Regions from separate parts of the Mus musculus genome. Here region 2 is linked to region 1. A link is a loop called in an ENCODE intact Hi-C map of the cell type or tissue named here. Cell type or tissue: heart. All regions are shown on one strand. Each heading gives the region's core, and the rest is flanking DNA. Links, peaks and the distances in the headings are about the cores only. Region 1 has its middle 15 kb from the start of A230001M10Rik. Region 2 overlaps Ngf (nerve growth factor).

Region 1 (15,231 bases), core at 2,324-10,323:
GTGTGTGTGTGTGTGTGTGCGTGCATGTGTTTGTGTTTGTATGTTAGTGGATGCTCTCTTTCTGTGTGTGTGTGTGTGTGTGTGTGTGTGTGTGTGTGTGTGTGTGTGTGTTAGTGTTCTCTCACACACAGGGGGAGAGAGAGAGGGAGGGAAGGAGGGAGGAAGGGAGGGAAGGAGAGAGAGATTGAGAGAGAGAGATCAAATTTAAAAATCCTGAGTCAAGCGGGACACATCGGGTTCAGCACTGGCACTCTAGGGTCTGCTGCCTCCTATGGCGACAACAGGAGAGAGCTTGGCTTGGGTAAGTGTTTGGTTTGGAATTGTGAACACCATTGCTAGCCCCTGATAGCAATGCACGTGACAGCCTAGTTTCTCCACCTGCTACCCCCACACGCCTGTCTTCAAATAATTCACTTAGCAACCTCACAACCGTCTCTACTTCCACCAGCATCAGGCTCCATGGACTCCCAACTCTGAACAATAGTGGAAGTCTCCTCACCCTAGTAAATCAAAGTTAGAAAGTCCTAAGCATGAAGAATAGGAGGATCAGTCTGGCCTGAACCGGTTTGGAGTGCATGCACAGTAAGTCAAAATTGTGTCCTCTAGTAATTGAAGACACTCTTAGGGAGAGTCCCTATTCTTATATCTGTGCATAACTGAGTGGGCATATGATTAAAATCAAATGCATTGTGGGAAGGGCTAGGCCCAGGAGGACAACTTAATATATTACCTAACTTATCAATAAGAGATAACCACTCTTAATACACCCCTTAGTAACCAACTATTCCTTCTTTTGAACCCCACAAAGGGAGTCTCAAACAATATTGGGACCCCTGCCTGTTCTCACCCATTTGACCCACCATATATGATGGCTTCACTCCTAATAAAGTTCTTTGCTTCAATACCCCCATCTGAACCCTATTTTCAAGTCTCTGGATGAGAGGCCAAATCTATAAACACCCAGTCCAGATCTAGACCGTCTGTAACAACTCCACTCCAGAAGCAGGAACACAAATCCTTATTACTTTTTATGCTAACGCATATTACTCAAAAGCAACATGAAAATAGCACAAAAGAAGTCACCAATAACAAGAGCTCGTGAGGCCGATCTGATGTGGGCCCCCATCCCTTATATCTGGTGAGCATGCAAATTACTTAATTTTTCTTCCTCTGGGGTGAGAAAAAAATCCAATATCCAAATTCTAGCAGGGCTGTTAGGATTTAATGCATGTGAAACCTGGAGTCCAGTTACTGGCACAAAGTAAATGTGGCTATTGTATTATTTTCCCTACTTCCTCCCGCAGGATTTTCCCTCTGGTACATTTAGCAGATCAAGAAGAGGGCTGACCTAATTGCTCGCCCTTAACACATTTTAATCCTCAGTGTCTGCTTCTACTTGCCAATGTGTTTCGCCTCTGGAGGCCAGAGCCTAGGATTTGTAATTTTTCCTGAGCTGGGTGTGGATTGCTGGGACTCAGAGAATCTGGCTGCCACAGGTGACTGTACCCAGCTGTAGAAGTCTCTGCCGTGTCCCCTGCAATGTGTGTTTTGGCTACTGGAGCTGGAAAGGTTGAGCTGAGGACTGCCCTACCCTGGCCCCCACAACCCCTGCTGGGTGGACAGTAGCCTTGGCCCCTTGTGTGAGAGAGGAGATAGCCCACCCACCTAGAGGAAGCAGAGGGGATGTGGATGGCAGCCATAGATCTCCCTAGTCCAGAATTACTGTGAGGACTTCTGAGTTAGGGCTATCCCTTAGAGAGGAAGCATGGGGCGGGGGTGGCCGGAAATCTCCTGTGCCAGCAGTGATTTTATCTTAGGTAGGCTGTGACCTGATGGCCCTGGCTTTTCACAACTGGAAAAAACCCAATTGATTCCTGTTTCTTGATGGCTCAGCCTCATTTTGGAGAAGGATAAATGCCTATTGGGATCTTTAAGATACATTGCAGATGTTCCCCTTAATGCTTTTAACAAGTGCGGGAGTGTGACTGAATGCTTGCCCTGGGGTTGGAGAGTACCCATGATCCAGGCTCTCCTGGCAGGGGAGGCTCAGTCTACATCCCTTGCTTTCTTCTGAGGTTCCCACAGACATTCCATGCAAGTAGGGATTCCTGGGGGGAGGGGGTGATTGGTATGGTGTGGTGTGGTGTATGTGTATGGTGTGTGTAGCAACTGTGGACAAGAGCGGGAGTGCAGCGGCTGTGGAAGCCTATGTGGCTGCTGTCCATGTAAGATAGAATATCTGGTCACCTGGTCTGGGAGTGAGGAGACTGGAGAACAGAGCACACTCTCACCAACCCTGCCAGCCTTGGATCCACATCAGTCCTCGCTAATGTGCACAGGTAAATGGGGTGTTTGTTTGTTTTGGGTTTGTTTGGGGTTCTTTCGTTTTGTTTTTTTTTGCTTTGACCCTAAAACCGCAGCCAAGTGCCCCCACTGCAAGGCAGTCTCCTGTGCCTCAGGAGGACTGCTGTGCCCCAGCTCCCCTAAATGAGACCCTTGATGGGCCCTGGGAAAAGGATGGGCTGCAGTGAACAGAGCAATAAAGAGACAACGCCATCCATGGCTTTGAGGCTCCCTGTCTCTGGAAGAGCAGAAGTGAGGCCCCTAGAGTAGCAAGCTTTAAGGGCAAGGACAGAGGTCCGGTCTCCTTGCCTCCTGGACTGTCTTCTTGCAGGTTGCAGGGCAAGGCAGAGGAAGAGGAAAGACTCTGAGAGGGGGAAAGAGCACAGGAACTGACTGCTTCTTCTTCACTATAAGACATTGCTGTCCCCGGGTCAAAAATAACCAAATATTAGCAATTTCAACCCGATATGTGCTGCCACACTCTTTGAGTCTGTACAAACACCAAAGATACAAGTTGTGACTCCCATTAAAGGCCCCTAACCTAAGTGTCTGTGGTGGGCTCTGATCCCTGTGGCTTTTAAATCCTGGTACTGGTCCCACATCATGACGGTAATATATGAAGTACTGAACTTTATAAAGTGTGTTGCTCTCGGTTCCCGCTGCCTGGGCTGGTCATCCTCTGTTCTTCCAGTGTGATAGACTAAGAAGTGCCTAGGGCATTGTGAAGCACTCCCATGGGTGTGTCTGTGAGGGATTTTCCAAAGAGGATTAACCTCCCCTGAAAGTGAGTGACAACATCACTGACTAAAAGCCAGCTGAGAACATCTATTGCTCCCTGCTTCCCAACTAAGGACCCTGCCCAGCCTTTCTCAACATGGTGGACTGGATCCCCTCAAACTATAAACCAAAATAAATCCTGCCTCTTTAAAGTTGCTTCTTTCAAGGTATTTGGCCACATGCAGGTCACTGTTAGTGCATCCAACATTCTTGTCTTTGGTATTAGGGGGGTTGTAGGGAGGTTGTTGGTTGGTTGATTGGTTGTTTTGTTGTTGTTGTTGTTGTTGTTTTATTTTACTTTATTTTATTTCTGCCCAGCTCTCTGCCTGAAGCTCATCGGGGGTCTCTGGTTTTCCAGAGGCTCTAGGCGAGACAGCAGAAAGCAGTCATGGTCAGAAGCAGAGGAAAGAAGAAGCCATGGAAGGTCTTCCTGCCTGCTTCCGGCCAGGCCCTGTGCTCTCTTACAGCTGTGGCCTTCCCAACACGCACACCTGCTAGGCACTTCACCTCACTTCACCTTTGTCCTGGAGAGTCAGCTCTAATGTGACTGTGGCTGGAGAACGTCCTCTAAATGTCTATGAACTAGAGGCTTGGTCCGGGTGTGGTAATAGTGAGAGACGGGGGAATCTTTATGAGGTACCCCCGGGAATTAACGCTAGAATGAAGGAGTAGATTCAGTCTCATCAGGATGTTATAAAGCAAGTTCAGAGCATCCCCTCCCCACACTGTGTGATCAACCCTTTCAAACACTTCTGCTATAAGGCACTGATGGAACCAGAAGCCAGAGATGCTGGCACTAACATCTTGAATCTCCAAAACTGTGAGATAGAGAAGCCTCTTTTTAAAACAAAGTACCCACCCCCTGGTATTTTGTTATGACAACAGAAAGCGTCCCAAGACTGACAGTAATTGTCTCTTCTCTGTTACTAACATCACCAGGAATCATTACCCATTGGTTTCCCTGATCTTGTCCACTCTCCTATCCTCCGATGCAACTCCACAGTCAACATGCTTAGGTGACCCTTGTCTCCCATGGGTTCATGCTCCCTGCGCTCCCCAGCTTGTGACACCCTGTCTTCTTCACTCCCTGTCCTTTCCATCAACCTGAGGAGTTCCAGACATCTTTTCTTCCAGGAATAATGTCAGCAGTACAGACATTAAGCCATAGAAGTGAGAGTTATTAATGCTGGGCTAAAAGGTAAGACTTGGATAGCAGTGCATTAAGACCTAAGGGCTGAGACTAGAGAAAGGACTCAGCAGGTAAGGATGCTGTTGCTCTTGTGTGGGACCTGAGCTCTGTTCTCAGCACCCACATGGCAGTTCCCAACTGGCTATAACTCCAGTTCCAGAGGATCTGACTCCCTCTTCTGGCTTCTTGGGGAACTGAACATACATATGTGCAAGAAAAGCACCCATGTACATAGAGTTTAAAAATTATCTATTTTGTAAAAATCCAATAGCAGAAAATACACACCAAAGGGCATGGGGATGACAGAGACAAAGATGGGTGAAAGTGAACACTGCAGAAATGACCTGAGTGTAAAACTCTGAGCCTGAGCCTGAGCCTGAGGGTGAAGGCGGAGAGTGCAGAGATGTGTGGTTCCTGCTTCTACAAGAAGCAAGGAAGAATGCATGGGCCTAGATACAGGGAACAATAGAAGCCCAGATGCTGGGGCCAGGATGATGGAGCCTAGATGCTAGAGCCCAGATGATGGAGTCTGGATGATGGCACTCGGATGCTGGGGCCCAGTGCAACACCAGCAATTATCCTAGGAAAGGAAGAAGGATGCTATATTGGTTGCTTTTTTGTTGCTGTGATAAAACATCATTACCAAGAGCAGCTTATAGAAGAAAGAGTTTATTTGGGCTTAGGGAGCCAGAGGGAGAGTCCATAATGGTGGGCCAGGCGTGTCAGCAGGTGGCTGCAGCAGGCAGCAGAGACATCCCATCTTAGCTGCAAACATGAAGCAGAGAGGGTGAATGGGAAGTAGGGCGAGGCTAAAAACTCTCAAAACAGCCTCCAGCAGGGCCTCCCTCCCCCATCCAGACCTCCCCAAACTGCACCACCAAGTGAGGCTATTGGGGGGAGGGACATAGCTCATTCAAACCACATAGAGGGGTTGCTTCTGGGGAAGAGGATACAGGGATACCTGGCTCTGCGGGGATGGAGCGTCAACATACTTGTACCTGGCTCTGATGGGGAGAAGTGAACACTGACCAGGAGGGACAGTGGTTTGGAAGGGTGCAGTCTCTCTGTGCTCTGCACAAGTCTGCCTCTGACTGAGTCTTCAGTGTTTCATAGGACTCCTCACCCGAACTGCGGGCTGGACTAAAGTGTGGTCCCAGGTGGTCACTCAGAAGAGAATAGTCCTCACCTGTCTGTGCCAATAACCTTAGCCTCTTCCGGGGAGGCCTTTCACTAGCAGACTGTTAGCAGAATGACTGTGCCTTGGGCTTAGCTGCGACTTTCTCTTCCCTAATAAGAGAAGCAAGCAGAAAAAAAGCTGAGTGGACAGCTAATTCTAGACTGGGTTTGTGGTGCCATCTGGTGTAGAAGACGTGCCACTGCTTGGCCTGATGGCTGTCACAGAACCGTCTGTGTGTGAAGATTGCTTGAAATGCTTGCTAGAAATGAGCTGAGCTTCGGATGGGGCATTTAACTGCCTGGTATGGAATCTAAGTGTGTGGTTCTTCAAACATACAAGTGCTAAAGATCAAGCCTAGGGCCTTGTGCGCACTAATCAAGTGCTGTTCCACTAAGCTACACAAAGCTCCAATGTGTTTTTCTAGAAAACATTTCAGGTCTCAGGAGCATATGGTGAGGACCACAAATGAAGGACTGACTCTCCTAAGTGAGCCGTTCTGAGACACAGCACAAAATTCACCTGATTTTGAGACACATGGTGACTCTTTCTACACCTTTATCTTTAGGGGGGAAAATCTCCTGAATTTGATCTGGAAATACATGTACAAGTTAACATAGCCACTTCTGAATTTTAATCTTAGTATCTCAGCCCTAATGTCTACATAAGCCTTGTACTACCTAGGGTTCTCCAAAATGAACCAAGACAATGTCATAGGCATAGGAATAGATTTGCTAGGAGGAGGCAATGGCTCAGGGTTCTCTCTCTCTCTCTCTCTCTCTCTCTCTCTCCCTCCCTCCCTCCCTCCCTCCCTCTCTCTCTTTCTTCTTCCCACCCCTCCCCCAGCCATGAACACAGATACAGACATGGACACCCAGACACAAAAGTAAAAAGGGGAAGGGGGTGGGGAGGGAGGTGGTCCAGTGGTCTATGTACAAACCCTACCACCTGAGGTTTGGAGGTAAAGAACCTGCACACAGTGGCACACATATGTGACCCCAGCACTCCTATGGCGAGGTGGGAGAATGGGGACAGGATAATGTCCCCAACGCTTGGAACTAGGCTGAGGGATTCGTTACAAGCAAGTTGAAGGGCAAGGAGCGACCTGTGGTTGTCCTCTGACTTCTACAATCATGCCATGGCACAATGTGTCCCCCAGTATTAAAATAACAAAGAAGTGGGCTGGATAGAATGAAGAGGGAGATTGGGGGAGCTAGAAGAGAATACTAAAGGCTAGTGGGGATTTGGGTGAGTGATAGAAGAAATATAAGACAGGTATGGTCATGTCACTGTACCCACTCTTATTTATGATTAATACATACTAATAAAAACATTAGAAAGGAGCCTGGCAGTGGTGGTGCATGCCTTCATTCCCAGCACCCAGGAGTCAAAGGAAAGTGGACCTCTGAGTCTGAGGCCAGCCTGGTCTACAGAGCAAATTCCTGGACAGACAAAGCTATACAGTGAAATCTTGTCTTGAAAAAAACCAAAATATTAGCAACTTTCACCATGAGTGTTAGTCCTCCCACAGAGCACCAGGCACTTGGAGCACTCATCTTAGTGCTCCCTCATCTTTGGTAGTCACTCCACTACTGTTATTTGCCTATGTTTCTAGCACTGAGATTGGGAGAGGGGTGGGCAGGGAGAGAGAGCGAGTGAGAGAACAAGAGAGAGAGAGAGAGAGAGAGAGAGAGAGAGAGCCCTGAGCTTGTTTGCAGAGTAAACTACATTGTGAGAAAATGTCTGAACAACTTTTACACTAGCAAGGTGAGGAAATACAGCAAGACAGTGCTTAACACAAGAAAGAAGATACGAGAAAACACCGTAGCAGTAATGGCAGTGTCTGTGAAAGCCTTTAAAGCTCTCATCATATGGCCAAGACTGTCGGACTAGTCTGGCTTGTTTGTTTGTTTGTTTGTTTGTTTGAATTCATGTAGGTGTCATTTCAAAGGCAGGTAAGCACTAAGGGAATACTGAACGAAAAACCTGGAAAAGAGTATTCCAGGCAAGCTTGGGGACCCAAGTTCGATTCTTAGAACCAACATAAATGTGGAAGGATAGAAGCAATTCCACAAAGTCAAGTTGCCCTGTGCCTTCCACACATGCACTGTGGCATGTACACAGCCCCCTGACCATCTCACACACACACACACACACACACACACACACACACAAATAATAACACTAAATTAAATTTTAAAACACTCCAGACAAATGTTCACCAGCAGGAAGTATGTAATGATATATTAAAATCATCAAAATAGACTTTAAGGCCCATGGAGTTATCTGAGCTAAAAAGGCTCCACATGAAAATAAAAGATTTTCTTTTTTCTGAAAAAACCAGCATTTCTAGGTTTTCATATTTCTAGCAAATCCTGTCTATGTAAAGCGAATTGACCAGCAGAGAAATATTCACCAGTCTTCACCATGGGCTTCATTTTATCACCCCAGAAGTAACCAAATAGTCTAAAGGGAAAACGGTAAGATTTGGAAGTCATAGCTATCTAACAAGCACATGGGGAATTCCGTGTCTAACAACGAGAGAAGACATGTTTTCCTCAAGCACAGGTAAAGTTAGTTTTTAAACATGATAGCCTTAAAATATATAGGTAGAAATTTAGCAACGCGCTTTTTATTGATTCTCTGTGAGTTTCACATCATGGACCCCAGTCCCACTCATCTGCCAGTAACCTCATATCTGTCCTTGGTCCTTTGTAAACCCCCCTACCCACAAAAAATAAAATAAAATAAAATAAAAAACACACAAACAAAAATTAAACAAAACAAAGCATAGAAAACATCTTATGGGCTGGAAAGATGGCTCAGCGGTTAAAAGCGCTGACTGCTCTTCCAGGGGTCTTGAATTCAAATCCCAGCAACCACATGGTGGCTCACAACCATCTGTAATGAGATCTGATGCCCTCTTCTGGTGTGTCTGAAGACAGTGACAATGTACTTATATATAATAAATAAATAAATCTTGAATGAAAGAAAGAAAGAAAGAAAGAAAGGAAGGAAGGAAGGAAGGAAGGAAGGAAGAAAGAAAGAAAGAAAGAAAGAAAGAAAGAAAGAAAGAAAGAAAGAAAGAAAGAAAGAAAGAAAACATCTCGTAGTGGAAGCTGTAGTGTGTCCCAGTGTGTCCACACATCTTCACTTGCAAATGTTCTTTGCAATGAGTCATTGGTCTGATTCGAGGTCTCTGGCTTCTGTGATGCCATCAATATTGGATCCTCACTGGGACTCCTCCCTGTTATCCTGCTGTTGCCCTGTGTCGAGGAGATCCTGCAGCTTTGGATCAGCAGGACTGACCCTTTCACACACTCCAACAGTTCACAGAGGATGTAGAATTGGGGGTGGGATAACTCAAAGCCCTGGATCTGTGGCTGGGAGGTAGCTGAGCTGGTCATCCCACTAGCTCTCCTGCACCCATGCCACCAGGACAAGCTCTCCAATGCTGCCCCAGCTAGGCCACCCAACGCCACCATGGGCGGGAGGAAGGGTCGGCTCCCCTGCTCTTATTCTCATGTCCTTGAGGGCCAGCTCCCCTCTGCCCATGCCTCAAGAGCCAGCTCCACTATGCTGCCCAGTTGATGCATGAAACCCAGTGGCTCAAGTGTTGGAGCCAGCAAGGGGCTGCCTCAGGGCTGGCTCACCCATGCCTTCCCTATCAGGGCCCCTTCACTGTGTTGCCCAGGTGAAGTGCGGAACTCATGCCCCAGAGTGCTACAGCCAGTGAAGGGCAGGGCTAGCTCTCCGGCTCTGATGACGACCTCGGGGGCCAGCTCTCCTGACTACTGCAGGTGGCAAGGGGCGAAGTGGTGAGGGCCTCACCCCCATGCCCACTCTACCTCCCCTTGGGCTGACTCACCCACTCCCCCTCCACCAATGCCAGCTCTACTGTGCTGTCCAGGAGAGGTGCAGGGCTGCTCTCTTGAGTGCTGCTGTCAGTGAGAGGTGAGGCTGGCTCTCCGGAATGCTGCAGCCAGTGAGAGGTGGGGTCAGTTCTGCACAGCCCTTGTACAACTATGTGGTCCCAGGTGCCTGTCCAGACCAGAAATGTCCTTATGCTCTCTAGTGGTAATATGAGCCACAGATTATTGACACCCACCCCTGCTGCTGCACGGCCACAGACCCAGACATGGCCCTCAGTAGCAGCTCGGGCTGAGACTTCAACATGGTCTCAGGTAGCGGGACTGGCTATCACACAGGCGATTCCTCTCTACCCTTGCGTCTCCATCTCTCTTCACAATGCTCAAATTGTTCTGCTTCCCTTTCTCTTCCATCTGCCCACCACATGCTTGGACACTGTAATGGTTCCCACTGCGGGCAGTAACTGGTGAGCCTCTGGGTGACCTCCTCTTCCGGTGCCACATGGCATGGCAGCAATCACACCTCTATGTGTCTACAGCCTGCCCATGTGGCAGGGTGACAAGCAGGCCTTTCTGTGTCTACTGTCACCCATCTTGTGGGGACAAACAGGTCCCAGGCATCTTTCTCCACCTGCGCAGCAAGTCGGGGCAGTGGGCTGGTTTCTAGATGTCTTCCTCTCTCTTGCTTCAAGCAACATACTTATTAATGATTCACAAATCAAAATATCTACATTCTAAAGTGGACATCCTGTGAGTGTCTGAGAAACAAGCCTACGTGCCTCCCCAGTCTTGGGCATCTTCTTTAGCTCCTGGCCTGTGATCGTCACACAGGTACCTCAGTGCTCTGGACTGTGGTGAACATGTGGGGTCTGGATGCTGCTGCTTGCTTTTATGCTGAAGGGCCAGAAGTCCATCATGGAGACATCTGTGAACGAGCCTCCTGTGGTCTGCATGTTGGCTAGTAGGAAATGAACTATGAGAGGCAGCTGAGAAATAATTCCCCCTCCTTTCTCTCTCTTGCAGATAACTCTGAGGCCCTCCTTGCCCACTGAAGGAACGCAGATGTCAGGAGAATCAGTTGCCCTTGGGACTCCATGTGAAGAAAGTAGTGTGTACCATAATTCAGTTTTATATGTGGACTCAAGTCTTAATTCCTTCTCTGACTCAGGTTTTTACAGTAGTCACATCATTATTGCTTCAGACTCCTCTGCCGCCACCACCACCACCTTTTTTTTCCTGAGAGAAGGCAAAGAGAGAGAGAGAAGGTCTCCATCTGTTTCTCCATCAGGCCTGGAACTCGTGCAGTCCTCCTGCCTCAGCCTCCTGAGTGATGGAATTATAAAGCTATAGCCAGTCAGGATCTACTTTCTGAAGTAGCCATGTTCAGACATTTTACAAATGATAAACAGATTACTCCTGAAACCCTGAGGAATACAACTGAAACTTATGAAAGGCATTGTGCTCTGTACTGAAGAACTCTGAAAAATAAGCGAACAAGCCAGATGCCGATAAACTAATCAGGGAAGAACAATAGAACAAGCCAAAAACCATAGAGGAAACATAAGAAGCTCAAAGATAGTTGGGCACGATGGCACATGCTTTTGGTTCCAGCACTCAGAAGACAGAGCCTGGTGAATCTCTGTGAGTTTGAAGCCAGCCTGGTCTACAAAGGGAGTTCCAGGACAGCCGGAGCTAAACACAGAGAGACCCTGCCTCAAAAAACAAACACAAGAAAACAACAAAAAACAAACAAACAAGAAAACAAACAAAAAGACATAATTTAAATGAAAGACAAATATACAAACCAAAAAAACCAATGGTTTGTTGAAAACGTGAATGCTTTAGAAAAACCTGTGATGAAATGAAGAAAAAAGACACACACTCCAAAGGGGTAGTAAAGAGAGAAAGAAAAGATTATAGTAACGATTTTAAAGCTAGAAATCAAATATCTGAGGTAAATTTTATTTGGCCATGTTGAAAACCTTGGTAAAAATGGTGGATCTTAGCTATGACTTTAATACTGACTCAAGCAAGAGGAAGCTGGAGTAAGGTGGAGTCAAGACTTCTGACTCCTACGGGATGATGGTAGCCATCCAAAGCTACATCTCCATGGACGTGCTCCCAAAGCTACACAGGACAACAGAACACACAGAACTGCTCTTCTGTCACACCAACACGGGAACCAATCTGCATACAGATGAGGAGTAAATCTGTTCAAGGAACAGTCACCTGATGAACCTTTTCTTCAGCAGAGGAGCCAGGTATGAAGCAAGAGTTTTGTGCAAGAGTTTGTGCTACGGTGAGACCCATTCAGTTACAGAGAATAAATAACGTCCACCCGTCAGCTGTGGAGGTGAACACTTGGAATCCCAGAATTCGGGAGGTGGAGGAAGGAGGATTAGGCATTCAAGGGTTTGGGGCTAGCCTGGGCTACCTAAGATCCTGTGTCAAAATAAATAGATATAATAAATTCTCTCTATTAGAATGTGCACGCACTATCAGAATAAGAGCTTTCTACCCAGAGAGGGAGATACTGGTACTAATCTCACAATTAAGTCAGTATCTGAAGAAAATAGAGAGCCTTCAAAAGTATGTGAGCCTAAGGGACCACAGGAAGAAAGGAGAAAGGGGTTGCTTGGAAAGGGGTGGAGTTCCTTAGAGGCTTGCTACCTTGGGATTATCTGTCCTTGGAAACACTGAAAACAGTCACCCTTCATTAAAGAAATTGAATTTCATCGTACCAACAGCAGAGGGTACTATTGACTTAAGAAACTCCATACACGGCCATTTCAGCTGGCATCAGCTCTTGCCTGCAGACTTCATGAGAGATGAGGGAACAGGGCAGAAACCACTAGTGAATGGTACATCTGATTACTGCTGCAGGCAACAAGAGTTCCGACTCTCTGCGAACCCTCAGTGGAACCAGGGAACACGCACAGCTGTCTGCTTACAAGTAGAAGCAGAAAAGATACATTCACACTGATGTCATCCCCACTGATTCCCATGCAACCAGGAAGTCTGCTTCTGGGAGATCTCACTTTTGAGAAAGACCTTGCCTCGAAGCCTGAAGGAGTACTCTTGCCATCCAGCTACCAGCTGCAGTGGCTTGGCTACCTTCTTTCTCTGAGTCAGTTGTACTCCTCTGAGGCAGCAGCTGTCTGTGAGGGAATGTGGCAGGGTCCTGGGGTTTTGCTATTCTGGCCCAGTGTGTGCCAACTTTGTCTCAGTGTTCTCTGCCAACTAAAACTTGAAGGATCCACCTCATCATTTGGGGATCTCCCTGTCCATCCCCAGTTCCGTTGCACAGGTGTCTGATCTGCACTGCCTTAAGGCTTTTCCTACCCAGTTCTGTTTTTCACAGGAGCTATACCCAACCTAACACCTTTCACTCCCAATTCCATCTGTTACCTAGAGCACTGACTGGGCTGATACAATCAAGAGCTTCTGCTCCCTAGACTTCCAGGTTTGCCTAGGATTCAGAATAGCCAAGGGGACTCATATAGGCACACCACATGGCAGAATTGTAGAAATCCTATGAAAGAGATACTCCAGATAGAGATGCAGAACTAGGCATTGCAATGCAGCAGTAGGTACCAGTTGCTGTCAGTTCATTATCTCATGTTTAGTTGATTGCCCCAGCAGAGAAGCTGAGGTCCTGGGAAGATGTTAAAGCTGGACATTAGAAATGACTGATACAACCAACTTCCCTTTGCACCATCCACATTCATGCCTAACCCTGAGTCCCATAGTTTAGGAGCCTCGTGTGTAGCCATATTTAACAGACAAGATGTCACAAATAAATTAGGTGGATGGCTGCCTCTGGTGCTTACTGACTTATTCTTCATGGCTTGCTCAGCCTGCTTTCTTAGGCACCCCAAGACCAGTTGCCCTTAGATAGTACTACCAAATGGGCTGAGTCCCCCCACACACACATCAATCATTAATTAAGAAAATGGTCCACAGGCTTGCCTAAAAGCCAGACTTGCAGGGGCATTTTCCATTTTCTCAGTTGTAATTCCCTCTTCTCAGATAACTCTACTTTGAGTCAAGTTCAAAACAAAACAAAAGACAAAGGTTCTCAATTTCTCTCCACCTTTCCTGTAGCAGTATTAAAATTCAAAAGGAAGAAAACTTAAGCACACAGGCCAGGAAATACTTGTGCATGTGTTGATTCATCTGTGAGATGAGCTGTCAGAACTAACTCTTCTTGGTAGTTAAGCTCCCCTCTGACATCGGGGCTTCAGCCTTTCCTGCTCCAACGTGAGATTCCTGGGGAAATGGTCACTCTTTGGGATCTAATGTTTAGGGTCAGTGATTCAGCTTCAATCCCTCACCTTCTTTGTTCACTCCTCTGTCTTGAGGGATCTGAGATGCTGTGACATGGATGTTGGAATGGTGTGGAGCATCTCTGAGACCCTGCTGTGCCAGAAACAAAGAGTGTAAGTAGAATTATAGTAGAAGCTGAACCTAAAAGTGCAACTGGGCAGAACCCTTTCTCTGTAACGCGTCTGCCATAGAGACGTCTCTAAGGAAGAACACAAGTGGAGCCATTTTGATAATGGCAATTCCTCCTTTTGCTTACTCTGACAATATTGATTTTGCAGTTTGGTTTGATTCCCAGTTGGTCTGATCCCAAACCTACGGTAGGCTCTTGGGGAGATAGTATTAAAGGCTTTTCTTGGCCAAATTGAAGCAACTGTGGGGCTAGGAAGGAGGAGTTCTCAGCCTGAATTTACTTGGAGATTGTTAGGTCACCAAAATGGCAGTGCTGCTGACACTGTCCTAAGGTGAGGGCTCAGCCCCAGCCCCAGCTGGTTTATCACCAGGGAAACAAGCACAAACCTAAATTCAACATTCCTCAGAAACCTCATGTTGGAGTTTTGTATTTCTTAGGAAATGCATGACTTCCCTTCTCCCCATCCTATAGTCACTTACCTTGAGGAAAATATACCTAGGTCCCCGTTAGTTAAACAGCCTGCATGGGCTCAAGCACCTGCCCCTCCCCCACTCCCAGTCTCTGCTATCATATAAAATCTGCTTGGTTTCCCACTGCGCTTCTGCTCTCTACCCATGAGACAACCTGACAATGGTTTCCAATAAACTCCTTTTCTACCCACAGAGTGGTCTAGTTCAGTGCTTTCATTGCATGTCACTTACAGAGGTTATTCTCTTTCTATTTTAAACATTATTACAAAAATAGCATTGCTAATAACAAACCTATCACCCATAGAAATTAACCCAAAGGCCATCCAGCTCATGAACTTTTCTACAGTTAGAGTAGCCATTCAAAATGGATGTTGTGTGGTGCTTCGTGTAAGATTTTATACTTTCATTATTGAATATATTTTTATGCATCTATCTACCACCAAGAAGAGAAAATCCATGGCAGAATTAAAACTAGAAAAAATGGTCGGCCTTCTATCTTCTTTCATGGCTGTGTTCATCGTATGCATTCACTTCTTCCTCAGCCTTTAATACTCAAGCTCTCTTGTTTTCTTTTCAATATAAACTTTTCAGTATCCATAAGTACATTTGTCTATATAGAGATATATGTTATTGACTAGATTCTGCATATGAGGAAGAACATGCTTTTTATCTTTCTGAGATTGTATGACCTGGTTGAATATTATACATTCTAGGTCCATACACTTTCCTATAAATTTTTATTACATTTTTCTTTAAAGCTGAATAGCTTTCATATTCATCTATCATTGAACAATTAGGTTGATTCCCATTCTTTGCTATAGTGCTATAGACAGTAGACATGGGATGCAAACATCTCTATGGTAGCATATGGAGTTCTTTGCATAGATGCCTATGAGTGAAGTAACTGGATCACAAGATACTTCTATTTTTAATTTCTTTTTAGAAATCTGAAA
Region 2 (15,231 bases), core at 2,693-10,692, 230 kb before region 1:
GACACAAACCTTCTACAATCCTTGTTTGGGGATTTCTTCCTATCCCACTCACTTCCTGTACCTTAAAACAATACCTCCAGCTCCAAAATATTTTAAGGACTGATGTCTGCATTCCACTTTCCAAGACTTAGCCGATGTAATGAGGATGGCAGCTCTTTCTCGAACAGCTTTATGGACTGAGTACCGAACGGGGTGTTATATGACCTCTCCCTTTAATCGTTTTATAAGGGAACTATTGTGATTAATCTGCTTCCACCACTCAGGAAATGAGATTCAAGGAGTTTATGTAATTCATTTAATGTTACACAGGAAGAAAGGAGACTAATATTGGCCTGCTGGATGCCCTGTGCCTTTCCTAGTGGTGAGGATGTGATGACTGCTCACAAATTTGCCCCTGGGCTGGGCACTGCTCTGAGCCATTATCAGCCACATTAGTTCCTAGTATGAATGAAGGTTCAGAGGTTGTGTGTTGATAGAAAAGTTTAAGAGCATCAAACCTGAGTGCACCGAGAAGGAGAAGGCTCAACATGACAAGCTGGCTGATGGGTTCTTATGAATGAGAAGCCGGAGATGGATAGCTGTCCTGTGGAGGGTGAGGCTTGAAACTTCTGAGCCTGGGTAATGAACAACCTCATTGCCCCAGCTGTACAAGGCACAGTACCCAGGCAACTATGAGGCTATGTCTGCGGGAAAAATCCATGCTTCTATGGACTGAGTCAGGACTAAATTAGACATGAGTCTTCCAACACATCTGAATTTCATCACCATTATATCACTCTTTAGACCTTGTAAATTTTCATAATAATATTTTGGGAAGGTTGGAATAAGCTGTCTCCATCTGAGGTGTGTTACTTTAAATCTACATTAACAGACCAATAAAACAAGGTGTTGGCCAGCTAATCCCATACAGTCATCTCCTCAGAAGTATCCAGGCAGCAAAACCAGCCAGTCATGAGTACATGTCCTAAGGTGGCCCTGCAAGCACAGACCCTGGCCACACAATTTCCTGAATAAGGTTTTGGCATGGCTGGTGCTATGTGCCTGTGGCTAGCATCCTTCCTCAAGAGGGGTGGCTTACTATCTGCCCATCCCAGAATCGGTATCCCCTAGAGTTTGGGGCCTTGGATATGTGAGCTTTGGGAGCTTCATCTTTATCAAGTGTCATCATTGCGAGATAGTGTGGGGAGCTGGCAGGAGGCTGGGGCTCTCTACCGGTCAGTGTCAAGGACCACCCTCCAACATGGTGTTACTGTAAGGACGGTTGCACTGAAGCACAGGTTTTGGACAGTGAGTCCAAGCATTTGGAACTGGTTTTCATATACTTATTCCCAGTGCTACCAAGTCTGAGGAGGCTGGTGTGACCTTACAGGGACGTTCTCTGTCTGGACACCATCTTCTCATTTGCCTCCCTAGTGTCCCTGGACCAAGGACCATTCCTTTTGTTTGACTCTTATTCTTGCAGACAATTACCGGAAGCACCTCCATCCCTTCTATAATCCTGGAACAGTGGACCAGACACTCGTTTAGTAAAGACACCAGCTCTTCTCTACTAAAGGGCCCTCCCTTCTGTCTGCTCTAACCACCTAGAATGTCCCTGTTGGTTCTGATTTGCCCCCCATTCATACTTTCTAGAGTCTTTTCTCCAATGGTGACTTGAATCCTCAGCCTTCAACTTAGCCCTTCATTCTTTTAAAGATTCAAATCCACAGCTATCTCTAACTTCTAAGACAGCCACCCACAGACATATAGGTCTCTGAGGGGGCATGTGTGTCAAATCCTGTTCCATTTTAGGACACTGCATCTAGAGGGGAAGGTGATGACCCAGGAACTCGCACTGCAGATCATGGCCACCTCAAACTACTGAAGATCACTAACTGCTTCCTGTTCTGACCTTCTACAGTAAGCCACAACGGAACCACTTGTATCAGCTATTTGTTAAATCACCCAGGTGGCAAATACTTTTTGAGATCCTACTATGTGAAGAACACATAGTTCTCTGATGAATACAACAAATTTCCTCATTTCCTACTCTTTTGGAAGAGGAAAAAAAGAAGGAAATAAATGTACAGAGCACTATGGGGTAAACAAAGCAGACCGGATTTGGTGAAAGTGGAGACCGATTCCGGATTAGAATGGTTAGCAGGTGACATCCTGGCAGACATAAATGACAAGCGAAGCTAACCATACATAGATGAGTGGTTAGTGACCCCATTGACAAAAACAGCACCTGCCAAGATCCTGAGATGGCTGCACACAGTGTATTAAGGCATAGCACGATACCTGGGATAGCCTGTAAAGATGAGAATGAAAGGAGAGACTGGGGACAGCCATCTGGCTCAGCTAAGACACCATTTCTCCCCACTAGCATATGGAGTGAGACCCTTCTTTATTTGGGCGACTGTCTTGTGCACTGATAGTGTGGGTTCCTTAGCAGCACCTCTGGTCTTTTCCCACTGGACGCCAGTAGTAACCCTATTTTGTGAAAATCCAGACTGTTTCTAAGTATTGTCAAATGTCCCCATGGAAGGAAATGAGCTCTGGTGAAGAAGCCCTGCAATAAGGCCATGGCAAAGACGTGACTTTGAGACAAGGTCACATAGTCCTAGATGGCTTCCTTGAATTCCTGATCCTCCTGCCTCTACCTCCCAAGCTCAGGGATTACTGCTGTGTACTAGGAATGTGGGTTTTATTCTATGTGTGTGGAGAGCAATTAGAGGCTGAGACACACCACAGCATGATTTCCACCTGCAAGGGTGTGTTGGCTGCTTCACGATAAACTACTGTATTCAGGAGAACAAAATCAATCGAGAGGGGACTGCCAGGGGCGAGCAGCAACTGTGACTCAGACTAAACTGGCAGCAACACTGGCAAGAAGTGGCTACACAGTGCGGGTGATGCCAGCAAGACATACTGGCTACTAGGATAGGAACAGTGAGGAGGGAAGTAAAATTGAGGACAATTTCTACATTATTCTGTGGGAATAAAGTCTAGGAGAGTTGCTTGGGGGGAGGGGTCAACATTTCTAAATTTTTGACATCCATTAGCTATCCAAGTGATCCTGCTTGTAGAACAGAAGAGCCTGGGACCCAGGGGAGCGGTCCAGAATGGAAACAGACATCCAGGATCTTAGCTCGTGTTTAATGATGGGCAGGATGACAACATCCTGAAAGAGAATGATCTGGAAAATAAAGAAGATCCTGAACCAAGCTCTAGGGACTCTAATTTAGAGGTCAGGAGGAGACAGAGAAGTCAGAAAAGGAGACATGGGAGGAGTCAGCGAAGTTTAAGGACAATAGGAGTGCTTCCTGCCTTCAGGTCACCCTGCCACCATGGTCACATCTGCGTTGAGGTGTCCTCAGCCAGGCCACTGGGTACACAGGGAATTGCTCTCACATTCATCTTCGTTCGGCATCCATTCACACCACTGGGATGTACAATCCCCACGGTGCAGACTGGCAGATGACGGAATCCTTATGTGAAGAAGTATATGTGGGGACACGGACAAGTGAGAGCGACAGAAATGTATATCTATCACAGTCCGGTCACCTCAAGCCTCACCACTGAGATTAGAACCTGGAGACTCTGCCTCCTTCTTCTGGCCTTTCCCTCAGAGCCCCTGAACTCTGCCTCCCAGGTGTCTGCTTAGTGCGCAGCCCGGGATCCATCCAGGCATGGCCAGAACACTTCACTGGCTCCCAGGCTTCTGGGGGTGACTCCACAAATGCTCCGGCTCTTGAGACAAATGGTTACTCATCTGGCATCAGTGAATGCCAATTCCTCTCACTCTACCATGTGTCTGTAGGTCAGTTACTTTGTACATCTGAGCTGTAGATCCAGAAGACAGCAGTGAAGGCCTGGATGGGGGAAGGGTGGGACTGCCGTATATACTGACTCTCTTTGTGGTGCAGTGAGAGCCATTGCCAATCACTGATCCCCGATGGAGTCCAGAGACTGCTGGTAAATATTGTTATCTTTATTCCGTGGATTAGGAAACAGGCATAGATAAGTTCTGTGGTTTGCCTAACTTAGATGGTATGTGATAAGAATAGGAGGTTTTTCTGAATGCACGATACTCTCCCATCTCTTAAATGTGTTACTAAACTCAGATGATATCTGAGTTTTCCTTTCTTATGCAAAACATTTCCCGACTCACAAAAGAAAATGCTACAGGCAGGTTTGTTGAAGATTCTCCATCTCAAACATCTCAGGTCAAAACTCTGCCACCATATATCATTCTACAATACAAAATCATCAACAGAATAGAAATGACCGGAAAGTGAGCATTCTGCACACCGTCGTCACTTAAAATTACCTTTCTCCCTTTAATAAAGATATTTTACAAAGAACCTTTGGAGACATATTTGCTGCTTTATAGACTCCAAGCTTCCTGACACATCTTACTTCTTTTTTTGGAAAAACTCAAAATCAAGGACACTTTAAAAAATAACCCACCCTTAATATATTTTCTTTCATTTCTAAGATCCAGGGATGCTGACACATGGACATGCAATCCAGAGCTGGAGCCTTGGCTTCTGAACTCTTCAAAGGGGAACTGCAAAGCCTTGCCAAGTGTTCACACGTTCCCTGCGGAGGGCTCAGAAACAACACCCTTGAATACAGATCAAAAAGAAAGGTAATTTGTCTCCTTTTCCGTGGTTTGTCACGTTCAGGACAAGTGATCCCATTTGTCATTGTGAGTTTTGGAGAAGGCAGAAACATACTTCCCCCCACCCCCATGGGCACAGAAAAGGTTAGTCAGTGTTTGCTGTTCCCTAAGACCCAGGTGCAGCGCCTGATGTTTGGTCCACTCCACTCCAGCTCCCACCTGCTGGGGGTGGATCTCGGTCTGACGGGATAAGGGACTCTTCTGCTATGAATATCACTTTAAATGTGTCCTTGGTAGGCTAATGCCATTAGTTTTGTGGAGACTGATGTGTGAGTGTTGAGTACCCCTAAGATGGGCTCCATTTCCTTTCTCCCTGACACCCTATCATCCTGCAACCTCAACCAGTTTGGAAGAAGTCAGTGTCTGGTCTGGGCAGGAATTCAACCTCTGAGATGTCACAAATAATCCTCTTTGAGTCTCCGTGTTGAGAGCTGTGCCTAGGGGAGGAACATTTTACAAGAAGGGCTGGGATGAGCCCCAGGGGAGCAAGGCTTCTACATACAAACTGATCAGCCCTCAGGGCCACATCTGCCAGGCTCTCAAGGAAATTGAGACAGTGCCCTTCCTGGCTCAAGGGTCCAATCACAGTGGGGGTCACTTTCTCCTGTGCCCTACACTGAGAACCTGAGCAGTCAAGGTCAAGGACTGCTCCGGCTGAGGGCAAAGTTGGCCTTAGTCCTACCTAAAGGTGTCACCTGTGGTGTCCACACTGACCCTCCAGCTGCTTCTATTGGGAGACAGACTTAAACCCTCCAAGTCGCCATGAGAAAATCTTTAGCCCTCTGCTCGGGGCAGGAAATAATTCTGCCAACATTGCAATGGTGTTTCAGGCCTGCTGTCTTTTAATATCTGTGTCTTTTAATATCTCTATCTATCTATCTATCTATCTATTTATCTATCTATCTGTCTGTCTGTCTGTCTGTCTATCTATCTATCTATCTATCTATCTATCTATCTATCCATAGAGAGAGAGGGAGAGAGAGGGAGAGAGACAGAGACAGACAGAGACAGAGACAGACAGAGACAGAGAGAGGTGTGAAGGATGGTTTTGTAAGAATAGCAGCTCCATCCAAAGTCATTGCACCCACACCAGGACCAAAGCATCTATCCCAGTGACAGGACTGGGAGAGGCCACAGCATCTCTCTGACCTCCAGTAACAGAGACAAGTGCTTGTGTCTCTTACATGATCACTGTCATGGTCACATTTAGGGAAACAGAGGCCATTTAAGATGAGTCTGCACATGTGAAGCAAGGCCAAAGACTATGAGTGACCATTAGTGTTTCTCTGCCAGAAATGCAAACCTCAGGGTATAAAAACATCACAGCTTTGATGGAGATAAGTTATCACAAAGCAGACAAAGAGAAGAATGGAGGGCTGTGTGTCAGGAGAAGAGATAGAGGAAAGGATGATGAGACAGGGAGGATGGGTGGGAAGAGGAGGAGGCAGGGAGGATGGGTGGGAAGAGGAGGAGGCAGGGAGGATGGGTGGGAAGAGGAGATGGATACTGAGCTACAGAAGCCCCGACTTATGAGGAGCAGGCTCAGCACCAAGGACTTCATTTACTGCTGACATCTAATCTATGTAACATCTCTGTGATGGGCCAACTAGTCTACCTAGTAGAAGACATCAACACTTAGGGAACAAGGTTATCTAACACCATACAATGAGCGGAGACTGGACCCCAAAGCTGTCTGGTTTCAGAGTTCTACTCTTTTCTGTAACCCTTTAACACTCTGTCCTCTATACCAACAGCTTTCAAATAACATATTTAAAAAAAAAAACTATACCTCGTAGTTTAAATAGAAAACATTTCCCATTATTAGCCAGTCTGAACACTTCACGCGTACAGGTGCACAGGAACATACAACTGATGACAAGATTTCATGGTTACTCCCATTGTGAAGTGGTCTTTAAATCTGTTACTCAAATCTATCTGTCCTTCCTCCCTGCCTGCCTTCCTCTTTCTCTTCTCCCTTCTTCCTCCCACCCCACTTCCATGTCTCTCCCTCTCTTCACATTAATGAGAATGGTAGTACTAAATTTATCTCCCAGTCTGCTAAACGGGTCCCGCCCTGTATTTTGGAAGACATTCTTCTTCCTCTGGGCAGGTGACCTGAACCGTTTCTCAACCTTCTGCTGCTCTGAGAGGGTGGGGGCAGTGTCTTGCGCTGAGGCACACTGCTAATTGTGTACTCTGAGCATCCCTCTGCCAAAGGGACATCATTAATAAAATATCTCAGAAATTAGAAATATCTGACAAAGAGCCACTGCTTGGAGAGGACTCAGCCCAGGAAATCATCCAGAGGACACAACTGCTGCTCGCGGGCCCCAGCGGGTGATATTTTAGGCAGTCGGTGCGTGTTTTTCTGCAAAAGAGACTATTTCCTCTCATTCAGAAACTAAAGAACTCATCTGCTCTATCAGGCCACGTGTGGTCACCATCTAACAATAAATGCTAAGGACAAATGGATGCCAGGGCTTGTGGGGTTCTGCCCCTTACTGCAACAATAAAATTGTCCCTCTTAATTCTTAGGATCTGAAATTGGGCTGCTATTAGGGGGTGTGCTTCCCACCCTGGCTTAGGACTTGGGGATGAGTCTGTCTGGTCCTGGGGCAGTGGCTTGGGTTGGCTGAATCAGCTTTGGGTAAGGGAAAGCCCAGTCCAGGTCAGGTGTGGCCGAGGGGAGAGCCAATCCTGATGAGCTGAGGGCTGGTGACTTCACTTCAGAAATGTGCTCAGTAATTGAGAAAACATGTTCCTGTGATGTCCTCACGCAAAAATCCAGATTTGTGATTTTTTTTTTTATTCCTAAGAATTCCTTGAATATTTGCTGTGCGTGTCTGTACAGACTCCCGAGCAACTTCTAACTTACTACACTATTTTTCCCCCCTGTGGTGGCCTAGCTTAAAGGGTAGGATTCTGATGGGGGACCTTGGGCAAGCACCCACAGGCCCTGGAGAGGAGCAGGAAAGGGGAAGAGAGCCTGTATCTCTCATTCTTTGAGAGGAGGTAGATGAGGCAAGGCAGCCTGGGTCCCCACAAAACATCAGCTGTATTCTGAGTGGGGCCACTCAGAGCCAAGCCAGCCCTGACTTCACCCTGCCTTCAGCTTCTAATCCACGCAAATAGCAGGAAAGCGCTGACTTCCTAGGTTTCTTCAGAAGGTGCTTCCCAGCCATTTCTCCTCCCTGGCTCAACTGCTCCATGTGGCTAGTACTTTGATGCCTTGACTGGAGGTAAGTAATGGAGTCACAGAAGTTGGAACAACACACAGACCATTCTGGTGGATTTTATGCTTGAACTTCCATAAAACCTTACAGCGCCCCACCCACCTGCCCCCCAACTTCCCTGGGATCTCCTGGCCTTTCACTTCTCTCCCCTTCTGAGCTTATGACGACACAATTTGTAATTCTTTAGGTGATGGTGAGAGTTTAGATCAAAAGATAACGAGCCTTCTCACAAATTTTGTTGGAGTCATTAAGATTTATTTTACCCCCTAAGACTGATGTAGTAGACTGAATAGGAATGGCCCCATAGATTTATGTGTTAGACTACTTCATCTTTTAAGCAAGTTTGAGACTGTTATAGACTATGGGGACTTTTGAAATTGGACTGAATGCATTTTTACATTGTGTTATGGCTACAGGCCTATGTGTGTCAAAGAGTGGAATGTGGTGGTTTGAACAGGAATGACTTCCATAGACTTGTGTGTTTGAATGCATGGCTAATAGGGATTGGCACTATTAGGAAGTGTGGCCTTCTTGGAGAAAGTGTGTCACTGTGGACATGGGCTTAGAGGTCTCCTCAAACTACACTCAGTGTGGTACACAGTCTCCTTCTGCTGCCTGTGGATCAAGACATAGAACTTTTGGCTCCTTCTCTAGCACCATGTTTGCCTGCATGCTGCCATGTTTCCTGCCATGATGATAATGGACCAAACCTCTGGCAAGATAGCCCCAAATAAATGTTTCCCTTTTTAAGAGTTGCCATGGTCATGGTATCTCTTCACAGCAACATAACTCTAACTTTTACAAATGGAGAGTCTCTGACTTCTAACCCTCCCATTACACTTCATTTTGAGTCACAGTCTCACTATGTTGCTCAGGTTGGCCTTGAATGAGAGTGTGTCCCCATAGGCTCAGCTGTTTGTTTACTTGGTCTCCAGTTGGTGGCACTGTTGGGATCACTATAGGAGGTATAGCCTTGTTGGAAGAAATATGTCACTGGGGATAGGTTTAAGAGTCACGTGATAATCCTAGTTCACTCTGCTTTCTGCTCTCTCTTGGAGATATAAACCCTTAGCTGTTCCTGATGTCATGGCTGCCAATGATTCCAAATTGTGAGGGACATTTATTGCTCTGAAACCATAAGCCAAGCCAACCCTTCCTTCTAGACGTCACCTTGATCATGGTGTTTATCACAGCAACAAAAGTAACTAATACAGCTGATCTCAGGGGGACATTTTGAAGAAGAGGAAATAAGACATCCAAACTCAAAGTTTTGATTACTCTTAAACAGTTGTAAATGTTGGCTCCACTGGGTCTACAATCCAGCAAAATAGTAGATGCCCTGTCCCCTTATAGTGGGCCATTCTTCTTTTAACTTTCTGTGTTCCCTAGTCCTTTGTGGCCTGACCCCTGTGTATGACCTTGTGAGCAAGTGTTCTCTTGATTTTCGATATAGCTCCTTGTTACAGAATTATGATTGTGTTTGTCCTGGGTCCCACACAGTGCCCTGCTTCCAGGAACATGCCAGCAAAGAGTCCAGTTGAGAGAATGAAATCAAATGGTTAACTGTGGGAGTGGCAGCTGCCCTCCTTGGCCTAAATCTGGGCGCACACATTGAGCTGCAACATCCTTCTTCCCCTTGAAAATGTGACAAGATACTCAGGATTTCAAGCATGCAGAGGAGTTGTTATTCAGTAAAGGGAACCAAAATGCTCCGAAGCCTGCCAGCAAGCATGGCGATTCTTGAGGAAGGCCTTATTTCGAGAGAACTATCTAACATTTTCTGACAGCAAAATCTGAGAGCTGAGGCTCCAAAAGAAAACACCATACAAATACCAAGATATGATGAGAAAGACAGATGAGTAAATTCCTAGGGAAGACATGAGGGCCACCAAAAGATTTCTTGCCCCCAATGAAGCAGAAGTGTTATATATACAGAGACACAAGAAGTACAAAAGTGTTGCCCTTCTATTAAAAATGAAAGCATTGCAAAGGGAGGTCAGCTCCCCAAAGCCCAGACTCCCTTCCATCCCCACATGGAGAAAGAGCTTTAGGGGAAGGAAGCTCCTGTTGGCTTTGTGCCTATGTTATGCCAGGCTCTTTGGCATTCTAATCATCCTATCCCATCAGGGCACAGCAGCCATACCACAGTGATGTGCACTTTGTACACAGGGGTGAAAACTGGTTCTTTGGATCTCTGCTCTCCACAGAGTGCTGCCTGCTTCTTCTCCAATTTATTATTGGAGCATCTTTCAGTCAATGAGAAACCCATATGACTTCTCTCTTTTGTGTGTGTGTGTGTGTGTGTGTGTGTGTGTGTGTGTGTGTGTGTGTGTGTAGTCATGATCAGAATGCAGAGGGAACCTGTCTCTCCTGGCAACTCCCACTTGCCACAGAGGACTTAACACGCGGTTATTCATAATGATGAGGCAGTACCTCTGTCTGCTGACCTCTCAACCAGGTCTACTCAGATCCAAAAATGGGGTATCATTTCACCAGACTGAATAGGGAAGAGCTGCAAGTCACCATCATGAGTAATGATGGTTGTAAGCCACAGAGCTGGCTGCAAACCACGGGACTGATGCGACACTTTCCCCTTCTCTAACGTTGGCAGTGGCTGAGGTCTTGCCTCCACCAGGAGGGACTGTTGTCTCTAAGCTTCCTTAGGAACAGCATGTAGAACGCCAGCCTCTACTACAGAAGGAACAGCCAAAGGAAACAGGAAAAACCATCAGTGGCCACGCATTAATATTCTCTCCCATCTCAGTGACTTAAGGGTGAGCAGTGACTATGTGCTCCTATAACATCGTCCAAGAGAGCAAATACCTTGTGGTTACTTGGAAACTATTCCAGTATCAGTGGGTTGTAACTGCCCAGGATGGGATAGCGTCTGTGTGCCAAACTTGGGCTGCACATTCGGGTCAACTTCATAGCCAGACTCAGCCACTCATCAGAATTCCACCTGCAAAAGCCACCCAGGCTGTGCCAGAGCTGCTCAGGCTGCTAGATTACTGATGAGTTTTCACGGAAGCTCTGACTGTCTAATTCTGACTCACACCCCTACCAATAAAAAGACTTGCTGCACGTGCAAAAGGGTTGCCAAAGTCTTGGGCAATTCAGAAAGCATTGTAGCCAGCCCTACCTGACAGATTTTTGTCAACCGATCAGTCTCATTTGTAATCCCTTTAAATCTCCCTTACCCCTCCCCCCACCGTGTGTGTGTGTGTGTGTGTGTGTGTACATGTGTAATGTTGGGCGTTTTTCTCTTCCCTTTTTACCTTATCTTTTTTTTTTTTTTTGGAAACAGGGTGTCTCACTAAATTTGGAAGTCACTTTTTGGGCTAGACTAAACCAGCCAGAAAGTTCTAAGGAGCCTCCTGTGTTTGCCTCCCTGGTGCTAGACTTGCAGGCTCATGTCCGCACCCCTGGCTTTTTAGATGGGTGCTGGAGATTTTAACTTTGGTCTTCATGCTTGCCTGGCATGCACTTCATCACCTGAACCACCCATGTCCTTCCTGCTTCTCCTCCTTTTTCCTTGGGTCTCATTAAGGATCGACTCTGAAATCTAAGTACCCTACATTCAGTTTCTCTATCTACTATTCTACTCATTCTATTTCTATCTACTAAGTTGGGGATAAGTCAAAAATGTGTGTTTCAATACATTCTACAAAAATACTATTTTTTATCCTTTTTGTTTGGTTGGCTTTGGTCCCATGATGGAGCCTTGGGTCAGAGGTGAGGATAACTCGAGCTGTTCTGTTTGAGAATGGTCACTGGTGCCTCGGGCAGCAGCCCTTCCATGAGGCATTGCTAGTTTATTCTTTCAAATGAATTGTTGAAATTTACCTTCACAGCTTGGCTGGTTGTATTAATTTGATATCAACACGTGCTCATGCTGAATCACGTGCTTGCTGTTAGGGCCAGGGGTGAAAGGACGAGGCTTCCCGCTTTAGGGAGGGCACCTCCTATTGCCAAAGGATAATCCCTTTAACAAGGAAGGGGAGGATTTTCCTTAGCCTGGGAACTCCCCAGCAGTCAGTCCGTCTGCCTGTGCTTTCAACAGCATATGGCTGAGGAGGAAGCTGCCATGCCCTGATCCCCTCTCTCCCTCCTCCACTCTTTCTGCTTTGCCTCTCCTGCTGGTCATTTGCAGTGAAATTCCAGTCACTGAAGACAGAGGGGTGACACCTGGCAGGACCACAATATTGTGGTCCCCCTTGTATGGAAGCACTGAGTCTGATAAGCTGATACTCAGAGGACACAAGCTAGAGCTTCTAAAGTCCCAGCTCTACGGCTGTGTCATAGATGCCACCAGAGAAAGGAGAATGGCCTTCATTGATGACTGCCGAGGGGATTCTTCACTGGAAGCGCCATTTACGCACGCTCAGTTGCCACCGTGACCTCTGACATTTAGTAGGTGAGGCAGGGACACTGGACTTCCTATGTGGGTAGCGCGGTCACACTTAATCAAGAATTGCCCTGGTGTGTCAACGGCTCCATTGACAAATACTACCATGCAATGCACTCCTTGGATTCCATGAGGTGAGTGACTGGTTCTCAGCCACAGACTGCTGCCTTTTCCTTTCTTAGAACAGAGAAACCACCATCGGAAGATTGCTCAAAATACAGGAGAAAGTAACCAAGAGGCCATCTCCACTTTGCTATTTGATTCTCCCTCCATCACACTCCAAGGCCTGTAGGTCTACAGAATTCCTCAAACATGGTATAGAATCCACAGAAGAAACATAACTCCAAGAAAACATAACCCCAAGCAGCACTTTCTGTGGAGGGGGTCTCACTTTTCCAGTCCTGTCTAAACTTTGTGACTGAAGGTCTCTTCCCTTTAGCTCAGATAGGAGCATCTCCATGATATGCATAGCTGCTGGAAAGCCAGTGATCCCAGAGCCTCAGTTTCCCTATTTCGTATACTGGCCTCAGGGTCACTTTAGTCTCACTATTTAGAATCAGGACTCATAGCCATAGCCTCACTGACAAGATGCAAACATCCCAGGAAAGGGTTAGGAAGGGTCTTTCTTTCCTCTTTATTTATCTGGCTGACGTCACTATGACATGACACTAATTCCCTCAGAGTTAATCTTAGAACTAGCTAACCGTGAGAGCAACAGTACACAAGGTCAGGCGTGCCAGTCAAATGGAGAAAAGGGACACTCTCTGTAAACACAGGTCCTTTGCCCCTCAGACAACCAGAGATTTTGTATACATCCTCAGCAAAACCTACTTCATCACACTGGAAGGCCTGCTAAGATACTGAGGTGCTTGGCAGTTCTTATTTGGAGAAGGCAAATGGCCAGGTCCCTGGCTCAGCCTGTTACTGCTGTGTGGGGTCTAGGCACCGCTTCGTTGCATGCCTGGGCTCTGTTTTTTTGCAGTTCTGAGGCCCTGTGCTCCACAAGTGAGCAGCTGTCATGCTTAGCACTTGGTTAGAAGTATGTGATTTTCTCATCAGCTCAATCTCAGTAGCGATGAGAAACTTCCCTGGGGCTCCAGCCCTGCCCTGCCCTGCCCTGGTCTCCATGCTGATGTTGGCAGCTGGGGCCCCCTTTCTGGTCCCAGCACAGAATTCTCCCTGGAGGAGAATGGAGTGTGGTGCCTCATCCTTTCCTCCCACTGCCCTCAGGAGGCGGGGGCTGTAAGGTGGGTGAGAGGAGAATGTGAGAGCCCGTTCTTTGCTAAAGATTAAAAGGAAAGAACTGAGAGCCACCAGCATGAGGATGACTGTCCTGAACAAACTCAGCTCTGCAAACTTTTTGATATGCAGGTGGCTATCCAGGCATGACAGTGAGTTTGGCTGACTATTAAACCTTCTGAGTCACTGTGATAGTCTGTCAAATCATGTGTCCCACACCACAGAGACCCTGACCTCTGACACCTGGGACCCTTAACATTTTCTTGGGATGAGGGAAAGTGCAGAGATGTGTCATTAACCCCATCCTCTTTCAAGGACCCAGCACAAGGGACAGTCAAGTCTTCTGCATGTCATTACCAGCCATGCTGGCCTCATCCCCCAGACCACATTCTCCTCCAGCTGCGTGTCCCCTGTGAACCTCTGGGAATACCATCTATGATGAGTTAGTAATTCAGGTTGCCAGGCTGACACATGGCTTACTCAGCAGACGAAAACCGAATGTGGCCCGTGACTCTGGAGAGAGGGGAAGTTTCATTTGGTAGAGAACTGTTACACTGGCCAAGCAGGGTGGTAAGGGCGACTGCACTGCCCTCTGAACTGCTGGGAGAGGGGCAGGCAGCCCTTTTCATCAGTTATAACTGAGTTTCAGGAGTTCGAGACCCTGAGGAGACGTTATGGATGGGACCTCTGTGGCTAGTTCTGAGTTTGCAAAGTTCAGCTGGCCATGCCTATGGGGAGAGTAGACTGGTACTGCCAGAGAGGACTCTGGGAGGATGGGGGCAATACATCAAATGGCTTTTCTCCAGGGTTTCCATTGGCCTCCCATGATAGATGGGGGCAGAGGCACCCAGGAGAGCAGTATTTTTGGTCTGCAGCTGGGAACGTGCACTGAGTTTTCCTTAATACCCACAGCACCCAAAAGACTTCGTAGTAATACACTTTAACGCACGAAAGACCCATAAATTATCCTTCAAACTGCACAATTTCCAGTCTGGAACAACTTGGAAAAACCAGCCTAACAAGCAGGCTCTTCTTGACTCTCTGAAGTAAACCTGATGAGAAAGGTCAAGCCAAAAATCACCTTCCTTATGAATCTCAGAAAGTTTTAGGAAAGCAAGAGCATTGTAATCAAACGGTGCTAAAGACGCCTTATGTTTACATTGGATTCAAGTTTCAACACCCTGACCCCAGAATCCTCTCTCCCTCCCCTGCAGCTTCTCTGCCTGAACCCAAGAGCGACCGCTGCCCTTCCCAATCCCGGGTGCCAGCCTCTGCCACACCTGGCAGCAGACAGCTGAATGTACTGGGTGACCCAAGCAGTAAGGCTATGCCTTGGGATGCCCAGCAGGCCCCACCGAGGACCCTGGTGCTCGGCACTTGGAACCCAAGCTTCCAGAATCAACCCTTGGTACCCACAATATTACACTCTGAACCCTGCTACAAACACCGAGTCTAGATCACCCTGGCTGACAGTCCTCTTACCTAGGAGCAGAGAGGCGCTCTTGGGTCTGTGAGCACTGCCCAGTCGGCGTGCTGTGCACTCGCCCTCTACCGCGCGCGGGCTACTGTTCCGCCACCCCAGCGCGCTCGCAGCGCGCGCATCCCTCACTCCAGGCTCTCTTGAGCGCTGTCCCCTTCTAGCCTGAGAGCTCAGGCTGGGCAATGCAGCTTCTGCAGGCGCCAGTGTT

Evidence for each region. Peaks named below come from ENCODE experiments on the same cell type or tissue, not always from the same donor. Only the 100,000 strongest peaks of a DNase experiment are listed, where the experiment ranks them.
Region 2: it touches region 1 in a loop (3-fold over the local background); 5 of 42 quality-filtered maps call a loop at or near these places.

What each region holds. Positions count from the first base shown.
Region 1 is chr3:102,239,997-102,255,227 of GRCm38, reverse strand. No RefSeq gene overlaps it. Among named protein-coding and RNA genes, the nearest start is that of A230001M10Rik, 15 kb to the left of the region's middle. In heart, for the core only: a CTCF peak has its summit at 5,686 (motif pointing left); no DNase peak of the experiment used is centred there; H3K27me3 peaks cover 436 bases.
Region 2 is chr3:102,470,218-102,485,448 of GRCm38, reverse strand. The region is part of intron 1 of Ngf (nerve growth factor); the gene reads right to left. Among named protein-coding and RNA genes, the nearest start is that of Ngf, 7.9 kb to the right of the region's middle. In heart, for the core only: no CTCF peak of the experiment used is centred there; DNase peaks (open chromatin) are centred at 6,948 and 7,278.